Regions from separate parts of the Homo sapiens genome. Here region 1 is linked to region 2. A link is an interaction called in ENCODE POLR2A ChIA-PET data of the cell type or tissue named here. Cell type or tissue: B cell. All regions are shown on one strand. Links, peaks and the distances in the headings refer to the core of each region. The heading gives the core; the rest is flanking DNA.

Region 1 (5,374 bases), core at 86-5,085, 160 kb after region 2:
AGAAAATTTTAAAAATTAACCAGGCATGGTGGTGTGCACCTGTAGTCCCAGCTACTCAGGAGACTAAGGTGAGAGGATCACTTAAGCCTGGGAGGTCAAAGTTGCAGTGAACCATATCATGTCACTGAACCCCAGCCTGGGCAACAGGGCAAGACCTTGTCTCAAAAAAAAAAAAAAAGGTTTTTATTAAAGAAAAAAGAACATACGGCTAGGCATGATGACTCATACTTGTAATCCCAGCACTTTGGGAGGCCGAGATGAGTGGACTGCTTGAGCTCACTTCAAGACTAGCCTGGGCAACATGGCAAAACCCTGTCTCTACAAAAAATACAAAAACGGCCGGGCGTGGTGCCTCACGTTGTAATCTTACTACTTTGGGAGGCTGAGGCAGGCAGACTGACTGAGCTCAGGAGTTCAAGACCAGCCTGGGCAACATGGCGAAACCCCATCTCTACTAAAAATACAAAAAATTAGCCAGGCGTGGTGGTGTGCGCCTGTAATCCCAACTACTGGGGAGGCTGAGGCACGAGAATAGCTTGAACCCGGGAGGTGGAGGTTGCGGTGAGCCGAGATCGTGCCAGTTCACTAAAGCCTGGGTGACAGAGTGAGACTCTGTCTCAAAAAAAATAAAAATAAAAATAAAAATAAAAATAAAAATACAAAAACTAGCTGAGCATGGTGGCATGTGCCGGTAGTCCCAGCTACTTCGGGGGCTGAGGCAGGAGAATCGCTTCAGCCTGCAAGGTTGAGGCTGCAGTGAGCCATGTTTGCACCACTGCACTCCAGCCTGGGCAACAAAGTGAGACCCTGTCTTTAAATAAAAAAAGAACATATGAAGCAAAGGATACTAAGTCCAACACATGGCGTAACAGACCACATCCTAAGACTACCTAAAAGACAAACATGAGGATTTCCTGATACAGGGCCATTTGCTTTGGTTTATTTTGTTTTAATTACATTTATATTTTTAAAACAGATAACATATTCACAAGAAAGAAAATTCCAAAGGCTTGTGAGTGAAAATTTTTCTTTCTCAGTCCTGGCTCCCGCCACCCATCCCTTCCCAAGGAACAGCAAATATTACAAGTTTTTCTGTAGCTTTCCAAAGATGATCTATACATATACAAGTAAATACAGATATGTTTGTTTTCTCTTTTTTTTGCACATTTGGTAGCACATCATATATTTCCATGCTTTATATTTTTAATTTCCCAATATATCCTACAGATGATTCCAAATTGGTACCTAAAGAGTCCCCGGCCAGGAGCAGTGGCTCATGCCTGTAATCTCAGCACTTTGGGAGGCCGAGATGGGTGGACTGCTTGAGCTCAGGAGTTCTAGACGAGTCTGGGCAACCTGGTGAAACCCTGTCTTTATTAAAAATACAAAAAAACTAGCTGGGCGTGGTGGCATGTACTTATAGTCCCAGCTACTTAGGAGGCTGAGATGGGAGGATCGCTTGAGCCCAGCAGGTTAAGACTGCAGTGAGCAGTGTTTGTGCCACTGCACTCCACCCTGGGAAACGAAGCAAGACCCTGTCTCAAAAAAAAAAAAAAAAAAAGTGCTGGGCGCAGTGGCTCACGCCTGTAATCCCAGCACTTTGGGAGGCCAAGTCAGGCGGACCACGAGGTTAAGAGATCGAAACCAGCCTGGCTAACATGGTGAAACCCCGTTTCTATTAAAAATACAAAAAAATGAGCCGGGCGTGGTGGCAGGCACCTGTAATCCCAGCTACTCCGGAGGCTGAGGCAGGAGAACGGCACCAACCCAGGAGGCAGAGCTTGCAGTGAGCCGAGATCTCGCCACTGCACTCCAGCCTGGGCGAAAGAGCAAGACTCCGTCTCAAAAAAAAAAAAAAAAAAAAAAAAAAAAAAAGAGTCCTTACCAGGCAGGCTGGCTCATGCCAGTAATCCTAATACTTTGGGAGACTGAGGCAGAAGGACTGCTTGAACGCAGCAGCTTGAGACCAGCTGGGGCAATGCGGTGAGACCCCGCCTCTACAAAAAATGAAAAATTAGCTGGGTATGGTAGCTTGTATCTGTAGTGCCAGCTAAAGGGGAGAATGAGGTGGGAGAATCACTTGAGCATGGAAGGTCAAGACTGCAGTGAGCCATGATCATGCCACTGCACTCCAGCCTGGGCAGCAGAATGAGACCTTGTCTCCAAAAACAAAACAAAAAAAAGCTCATAAAAGTCTCTTTTCTCCACTACCAACTCAGTGCAAAAGTTGAAAGAGCACACCTAGAACAAACAAACAAAATTAAGAATCAGTTTGCACTTGACAGGAAATTATTTTTCCTGTACATTAAGAGGTAGAGCTACAGATACTACAGCTACAACTACTTAGCCAAGGCCAGATGCTCATATAACAAAGAACACAGCCACACAGTATGCAAAGAAAACTGCCACACACGTTCTGATTAACAATGAAAAACCAGTTTTCACTCAGATCAATCAAAGGGGGAAAAAAGTAAGATTCCTGACAATTAGTTGAATCCTAAGCATCCTAGATTGAAAGTATTAGAAATCAGTCTACTAGAAAAAAATCAGTGATTCACATTAAACATTGATTAGAAAAGACGTAAGGTCTGAGTGTAACTCCCTGTTTGGGGAAAGCCAGCTGCCTTCTCTGTGTCATAGGCACAAAGAGCAGGAGGCCAAGAAAAAAACACAAGGACTTTTCCTGACCCCATGACGTGTCAGGGAAGCCTGGATCATGTCACTTCTGCTGATTCAAGGGACCAATGGACTTAAGACCATTTTCTGGAACCCATCAGTTCACGGCAGAAGCTCTGTCTCCCCAGTTGCAGCCAGTCCAGGTCTAGGTATGAGCTGCTGGGCAGAAAATAGCTGAAATTAGCCAGGTGTGGTAGCACATGCCTATAAATTAGCCAGGTGTGGTAGCACATGCCTATAATCCCAGCCACTTGAGGGGCTGAGGTGGGAGGAGAACTTGAGCCCAGAAGGTTGAGCCAACCAGAAGGTTGAGAAGGTGGTGCCAAGATCGCGCCACTACACTCCAGCCTGGGTGAAAAGCGAGACCCTGTCTCAAAAGAAAAATAATAGATGATAAAAATAAGGCTGGGTGCAGTGGCTCACGCCTGTTATCCCAACACTTAGGGAGGCCAAGGCAGGCTGATGGCTTGAGCCCAGGAGTTCAAGACCAGCCTGGGCAATGGCAGAACTCTGTCTCTACAGAAATTACAAAAAATTAGCTGGACATGGTGATGAGCTCCTGTGGTCCCAGCTACTAGGAAGGCTGAGGATCACCTGAGTCTGGGAGGTCGAGGCTGCAGTAAACTGTGACTGAGCCACTGCACTCCAGCCTGGGTTACAGAGTGAGACCCTGTCTCAAATATATATATAAATAAAAAATAAAGAAAAGAAATTGCTTCAATCACATTCCACGTGGGAGGTCACTTAAAAACTTTGATCTTTTTTATTTATTTTATTTTTTTTTTTGAGACGGAATCTCACCCTGTTGCTCAGGCTGGAGTGCAGTGGCGCAATCTCAGCTCACTGCAACCTCCACCTCCCGGGTTCAAGCGATTCTCCTGCCTCTGCCTCCCAAGTAGCTGAGACTACAGGTGTGTGCCACCACACCCGACTAATTTTTTATTTTTAGTAGAGACAGGGTTTCACCATGTTGGCCAGGCTGGTCTCGAACTCCTGACCTCAGGTGATCCATCCACCTCGGCCTCCCAAAGTGGGATTACAGGCGTGAGCCGCTGTGCCCGGCCAAAAACTTTGATCTTTAACACGATGAAGTAACAAAGGAGCCAAGGTTGGCAGCAGTCTTCCTCCCAGTACATGCCTGAGTCTGCTCAGCAAGGCCAATGGGAGCAAGGGCTACTGACGCGTATCCCTACCTGGAGCAAACTCAGGTCAGTTGACTTTGATGGCAAACAGTTCAAATTCCATTAATGACAATCACTTGTCAATTAATTTTTGGAATGGAAATGCACACCATCCTGGCCCAAGGGCTACCTTTCAGGATCCTCCAACCAGTAGCATGGCTTGAGGTAGGCAGCTAGCAAACAAAGTCCTCCCCAGCCTCTCTGCTACCACCATGACTCTCAACCCCAATTGGATCAGGAGAGCAGAACAAATGTTCTCTTAAACAGTGACTCACCAGGAAGTCTGTTCATGTTGACGCCTTGAGCCGAGAGTCCTATTCCCATGTAACTTCAAAAAAAAAAAAAAAAAAAACACAAAATTTTTGGTTAGCAAATGCTCATGCGTCTCCCTTCTCAAACATTTATTGGTAAAAGACAGAAAAATGAGAAAAGCAATGAATGTAGAGGCTCTTATAACATACTAATGGTTCTTGGAGAAACCTGACATTTTGATTTGCTAATGGAAAGCATCTTAGTGCCTCACCCAGCTAGAGAAAACAGAAAGTTGCGTGTGTTGTGTCACTATGAACCACCGGCTTCAATTTCAGAGGAAAGTGTCATGAATTCATGGCTTCCAGTCCTTTGGCATTCTGGCTGTAGCTAAGGCACAGAATCTATTCCTAAGATGTGCCTAAAGCATCTCAATCCTAGGTAGTGCTTTACAGAGCAATGCACGATTGTTCCACAGGGAGAACCCAGTCTGCACCAAAGACCAGGACATGGTAAAGCCAAGTTGGATCTACATAGGATCATCAATCAAGACTGCTCAAACGAGCTTGTTCTCTGGGTCTCAAAATTCATTACCTTCCCCGCATACATTCACATTGGCCTCCCAAACCACACAAAGCTGGGAGTAATGATGTGTGAGGCCCCCAGAGACCCCCTCACTCCTCCCACTCTTTGAAGAGTGGGGCTTATTCTCTTTGAACCCTGACTTAGTTGTGATCTCATTGGAGTATGCAACCTGGGCTCCTGTGGGGCTGCTCCCTGTGTCATTGACACCTGGAGGTAGAATGGCACCCAAATGTGGGTGTCAGCTTCCTCTGGCTGCTCTCCCCTTAGACAATCCACTCAGATTCTCAAGTTGAGGCAGAGGCTCCCAGGCCATCTACTAATAAATACCATCTTACCTTTGCACTTGGGACTTTTTAAGTTAATGCTGGAATGAGTTAAGACTCTGGGGGACTAGTGGGAAGGGATGATTGTATTCTGCAATGTGAGAAAGACATGAAATTTGGGGGGCCAGGGTAGAATGATATGGTTTCGATGTTTGTCCTCTCCAAATCTCATGTAGACATGTAATACCCAATGCTGGAGGTGGGGCCTGGTGGCAGGTGTTAAGATCATGGGGATAGATCCTTCATGAATGTCTTGGGGCAGTCCTCACAGTAATGAACGAGTTCTTGCTCTATGTTCCTGCGAGATCTGGTTGTTTAAAAGAGTATAGCACCTCCCCCCAACTTGTTCCCGTTGTTGCC
Region 2 (5,374 bases), core at 88-5,087:
AATCTAATTCTGTGGGTCAAGGGTGGGACCTGAAGTTCTGTGTTTTTAAGAAGCCAGTGCTGCTGGTCCTCAGACCATACTTTGAATAACAAGTACAAAGTTGTGCTGTCCGGTACGGAAGCCCCTAGCCTCATGTTGCTGTTGAGAATTTAGAGTTTCACTGGTTCAAATTAAGGTATGCTGTAAATGTAAGATATAGCTGGGCACGACGGCACATACCTGTAATCACAGCACTTTGGTAGTCTAAGATGGGACAATAACTTGAGGCTGGGAGTTCAAGACCAGCCTGGGCAACACACCTCTACAAAAAAAAAATTACAAAAAAAGAAAACATTAGGCCGGGCGCAGTGGCTCACACCTGTAATCCCAGCACTTTGGGAGGCTGAGGTGGGGGATCACGAGGTCAGGAGATCGAGACCATCCTGCCTAACATGGTGAAACCCCGTCCCTACTAAAAATACAAAAACAAAATTAGCTGGGAGTGCTGGTGGGTGCCTGTAGTCCCAGCTACTCAGGAGGCTGAGGTGGGAGAATGGCATGAACCCGGGAGGCGGAGCTTGCAGTGAGCCGAGATCAAGTCCCTGCACTCCAGCCTGGGCGACAGAGGGAGACTCCCTCTCAAAAAAAAAAGGCTGGGTGTGGTGGCTCACACCTGTAATCCTGGTACTTTGGGAGGCCAAGGCGGGCGGATCAGGAGGTCAGGAGATAAGAGACCATCCTGGCTAACACGGTGAAACCCCGTCTCTACTAAAAGTACAAAAAATTAGCCGGGCGTGGTGACAGGAGCCTGTAGTCCCAGCTACTTGGGAGGCTGAGGCAGGAGAATGGCGTTAACCCAGTAGGTGGAGCTTGCAGTGAGCTGAGATCGCGCCACTGCACTTCAGCCTGGGCAACAGTGCAAGACTCTGTCTCAAAAAAAAAAAAAAAAATTAGAGGCCAGGCACGGTGGTTTATGCCTGTAATCCTAGCAATTTGGGAGGCTGAGGCGGGCAGATGACTTGAGCCCAGGAGTTCGAGACCAGTCTGTGCAACATGGTGAAACCCCACTTTTACTAAAAATACAAAAAAATTAGCCTGGTGCCTGGTATGAACCTGTAGTCCCAGCTACTCGGGAGGCTGAGGTGGGAGAATCACCTGAGCCCAGGAAGTCAAGGCTGCAATGAGCCATGACCATTCTGCTGCACTCCAGCCTGGGCAACAGAGGAAACCCCGTCTCAAAAAAAAAAAAAAAAAGAAAAGAAAAGAAAATTAATTGAGCATGGTGGCATAAACTGTAGTCCTAGCTACTTGGCAGACTGAGGCAGGAGGATCACTGGAGCCCAGGAGTTGGAGGTTACAGTGAGCTGTGATCCTACCACTGCACTCCAGTCTGGGCAACAGAGCAAGTCTGTGTCTCAAGCATAACAATTTTTTTTGTTAGTTTTGTTTTTGTTTTGTTTGTTTGTTTTTGAGACAGAGTCTCGCTCTGTTGCCAGGCTGGAGTGCAGTGGCGCGATCTTGGCTCATTGCAAGCTCCACCTCCCAGGTTCACACCATTCTCCTGCCTCAGCCTCCCAAGTAGCTGGGACTATAGGCATCCGCCACCACGCCCGGCTAATTTTTGTATTTTTAGTAGAGACAGGATTTCGCCATGTTAGCCAGGATGGTCTGTATCTCCTGACCTCATGATCCACCTGCCTTGGCCTCCCAAAGTGTTGGGATTACAGACATGAGCCACCATACCCGGCCAACAATTTTTTAAATTGATGAAACCTTGAAATGATATTTTGGACATACCAGGTTAAGTAAAATAGATTACTAAAATTAATTTCACCAGGGTTTTTTTTTTTTTTGTTTTTTGTTTTTTTTTTTTACTTTTTAATATGAATTTTTTTTACTTAAAATTACATATAATGTGGCTTATGTTTGTGGCTTGCATTATATTTCTATTGAACAGTGCCAGCCTAGAGAATTTATATTCTAAAGATAATCTGTCTGAACAGTACTGAGTATATAAAATTAATTATAGTTAGGATTATGCTTAGTCTTTTACAATCAGAGGTATAAATGGGATTTTTTTTTTTTTTTTTTTTTTTTTTTTGAGACAGTCTCGCTCTGTCTCCCAGGCTGGAGTGCAGTGGCGCAATCTCGGCTCATGGCAAGCTTCGCCTTCCGGGTTCACGCCATTCTCCTGCCTCAGCCTCCCGAGTAGCTGGGACTACAGGCACCCGCCACCACTCCTGGCTAATTTTTTGTATTTTTTAGTAGAGATGGTGTTTCACCGTGTTAGCCAGGATGGTCTCGGTCTCCTGACCTCATGATCCACCCGCCTTCGCCTCCCAAAGTGCTGGGATTACAGGCGTGAGCCACCACGCTTGGCCTAAATGACATCTTATAATAAAAATACTAGCACTTTGCTCATTTTTAATTTATAGGTGAATTATAAAGCATTCTACAAATGTTCTTTGATCCCCACCTTCTGCGGTAACATTTTTTTATATTTGTCCCCACTGTCATGGAACAGCATAGTAAGAAGCCTTTGCATTGGATGTTGTTGTATTTTTCTCTTGGTTGTTGAGAACAAGGGACTAATGAAAGAAAGAAGGTAATGGAAGAATAAACCAAACTGGCAATCCAACAACCTCGGGAGTTTACCTTGAGCCTTGTTTTTTTCCAGGCAGATGGTGGGGTTTGCTGAATCTGTCCAAAAGTATATGTTGCTTCAAGCCCGGCTTTTGCCCTTAAAGAGCTTTCACACCCAACTGGGAAAATAGATCGTTTTGAGAAAATTTTAAGTGCTAAACTGTGTCCTTATTTTATCAGAAACACATTTGGAGCAAAGTAGTGGCCACAAGAACCTCAGAAAGCTTTGTTGTGCCAGGGATGAGCTGGTGTTGAGAGGAGTGGATCAGACGTAAAGTACAGAGTGAAGACAGGGAGATGACAGTAGGAACTGTGTCTGGATGAAAAGACAGCTTGACTGAAGGGGAGAGTGCTAGAGGGCAAGACATAAATCTGAATAGGTTATCATGGGGTCAGGTACGAAGGGGCTTTGTGAGCCAGAAGGGTGGTAAGTGCATCATGTAGTTTTTGCAAAAGTAGAGACACACTTTTTGAGGAAATTAAGTCTTCTTCTTTGTGAAATGAGTGAATCTTTACTTCTCTGCCCAGAAAGCATAAGTGGTTTTCCATTGCCAGTCATCTGAGGTATTTTGTTATTCAAGACCATCCAAACTATGGGGGGCAACCAGCACATCTTTCACCTGTCTTACTACCCTCTCCTCTGTCCTGTGCTTTAAGCCAGTTCTTTTTCTTACTCATAACTAATTCCCACATGTATTTATTGTACCCAGAAATCCAAACCTTTCCCCTACAGAATACATCCTCTGCCCTCCACTGTCAAACTCTGCCTTTAAATGTCCTGCTCACGTTTCAGGGTTCCGTTCAAATTCCACATTTATGAAGCATTTTTCTATCACACCTGGTTATGTTATCTTTCTCCAAACCTATGTAATTTCACCTTGAACCATTGTGCTACCTATTTTGTCCTTTATGTTAGACAGTAACTCCTAGAATGTAGGACCAGGCCTCCCAAAATGCTGGGATTACAGGCGTGAGCCACCACGCCCGGCCCCTATTTTGCTCTTGTTTAGGTAATGTCATTCTCTCTGTAGTAGTTCTTGTGCTGCCTCTCAGGTGGTCCTGGCTTAAGGAGTCTTCTCTGACTGCTATCATGGATATAATACAATGTTAAGGTGCCTAGACAGAGAATTGGAGAAAAGTGTGTCTAATAGAACTAACAAAAGCTTCGTTTGAGCTGTATTCTTGGCCAAAAATACAAAACACTTCAATGTTTTGTTTTGGGTTTTTTTTTTTTTTTTTTTTGAGACATAGTTTCACTCTTATCGCCCAGGCTCCAGGCTGGAGTGCAGTGGCACTCGGCTCACTGCAATCTCCGCCTCCAGGCTTCAAGCAATTCTCGAGCCTCACTCAGCCTTCCAAGTAGCTGGGATTAGAGGCACACCCCACCACACTCAGCTATATATGTTTTATTTTATTTTAATTATTATTATTTTTTTGAGACAGAGGCTCGCTCTGTTGCCCTGGCTGGAGGGAGTACAGTGGCCCAATCTCAGCTCACTGCAACCTCCACCTCCCAGGTTCAAGCAATTCTTCTGCCTCGGCCTCCTGAGTAGCTGGGATTACAGGCATGTGCCACCACACCTGGCTAATTTTTGTATTTTTAATAGAAACGGGGTTTTGCCGTGTTGGCCAGGCTTGTCTCCATCTCCTGACTTCAAGTGATCTGCCCGCCTCGGCCTCCCAAAATGCTGGGATTACAGGCCTGAGCCACCACGCCTGGCCCCTATTTTACTCTTGTTTAGGTAATGTCATTCACAAGATTTTTGTTTGTTTTTTATTTTTTGTTTTTGAGACCGAGTCTCACTCTGTCGCCCAGGCTGGAATGCAGGGGCACTTTCTCAGCTCGCTGCAACCTCCACCTCCAGGGTTCAAGTTCTTTTCGTGCCTCAGCCTCCCAAGTAGCTGGGATTACAGGTGCACACCACTACGCCTGGCTAATTTTTGTATTTTTAGTAGAGATGGGGTTTTGCCATGTTAGCCAGGCTGGTCTTGAACTCCTGGCCTCAACTGATCCACCAGCCTTGGCCTCCCAAAGTGCTGGGATTACAGGCGTGAGCTACCGTGCCCGGCCCATTCACAAGATATAAGAGCCAAAAACTATGAATTGGCTGATTTGTTTTCTGCTTTCTATTATATATTCAATTTGGTTGGCATTTATTGAGTACTTACCATCCTGGGCACAGTGCTAAAGAGTAAAAACCGTGGCTGGGCGTGGTGGCTCACGCCTGTAGTCCCAGCACTTTGGGAGGCCGAGGCGGACAGATCACGAGGTCAGAAGTTCAAGACCAGCCTGGCCAACATAGTGAAACCCCGTATCTGCTAAAAATACAGAAAATTAGCCAGGTGTGGTGGTGGGCACCTGTAATCCCAACTACTCCGGAGGCTGAAGCAGGAGAATCACTTAAACCTGGGAGGCAGAGGTTGCAGTGAGCCAAGATCACGCCATTGCACTCCAGCCTGGGCGACAGTGCGAGACTCCGACTCAAAAAAAAAAAAAAAGTAAAAACCGGTTGGGCGCAGTGGCTCACACCTGTAATCCCAGCACTTTGGGAGGCCGAGGCAGGCGGATCACGAGGTCAGGAAATCGAGACCATCCTGGCTAACATGGTGAAACCCCGTCTCTACTAAAAATACAAAAAATTAGCCGGGCATGGTGGTGGGCGCCTGTAGTCCCAGCTACTCGGGAGGCTGAGGCAGGAGAATGGCGTGAACCTGGGAGGCGGAGCTTGCAGTGAGCGGAGATCGTGCCACT

The links. ChIA-PET counts read pairs that join two places held together with the same protein. Peaks named below come from ENCODE experiments on the same cell type or tissue, not always from the same donor. Only the 100,000 strongest peaks of a DNase experiment are listed, where the experiment ranks them.
Region 1: POLR2A ChIA-PET joins it to region 2 with 5 read pairs; 2 of 35 experiments call an interaction of 5 or more read pairs at or near these places.

Annotation. Positions count from the first base shown.
Region 1 is chr16:67,767,902-67,773,275 of GRCh38, forward strand. RANBP10 (RAN binding protein 10) reads right to left here. Exons shown (of 14, transcript NM_020850.3): 3 at 4,133-4,185. Among named protein-coding and RNA genes, the nearest start is that of RANBP10, 36 kb to the right of the region's middle. In B cell, for the core only: no CTCF peak of the experiment used is centred there; no DNase peak of the experiment used is centred there.
Region 2 is chr16:67,602,913-67,608,286 of GRCh38, forward strand. The region is part of intron 2 of CTCF (CCCTC-binding factor); the gene reads left to right. Among named protein-coding and RNA genes, the nearest start is that of CARMIL2, 40 kb to the right of the region's middle. In B cell, for the core only: no CTCF peak of the experiment used is centred there; no DNase peak of the experiment used is centred there; H3K27ac peaks cover 885 bases.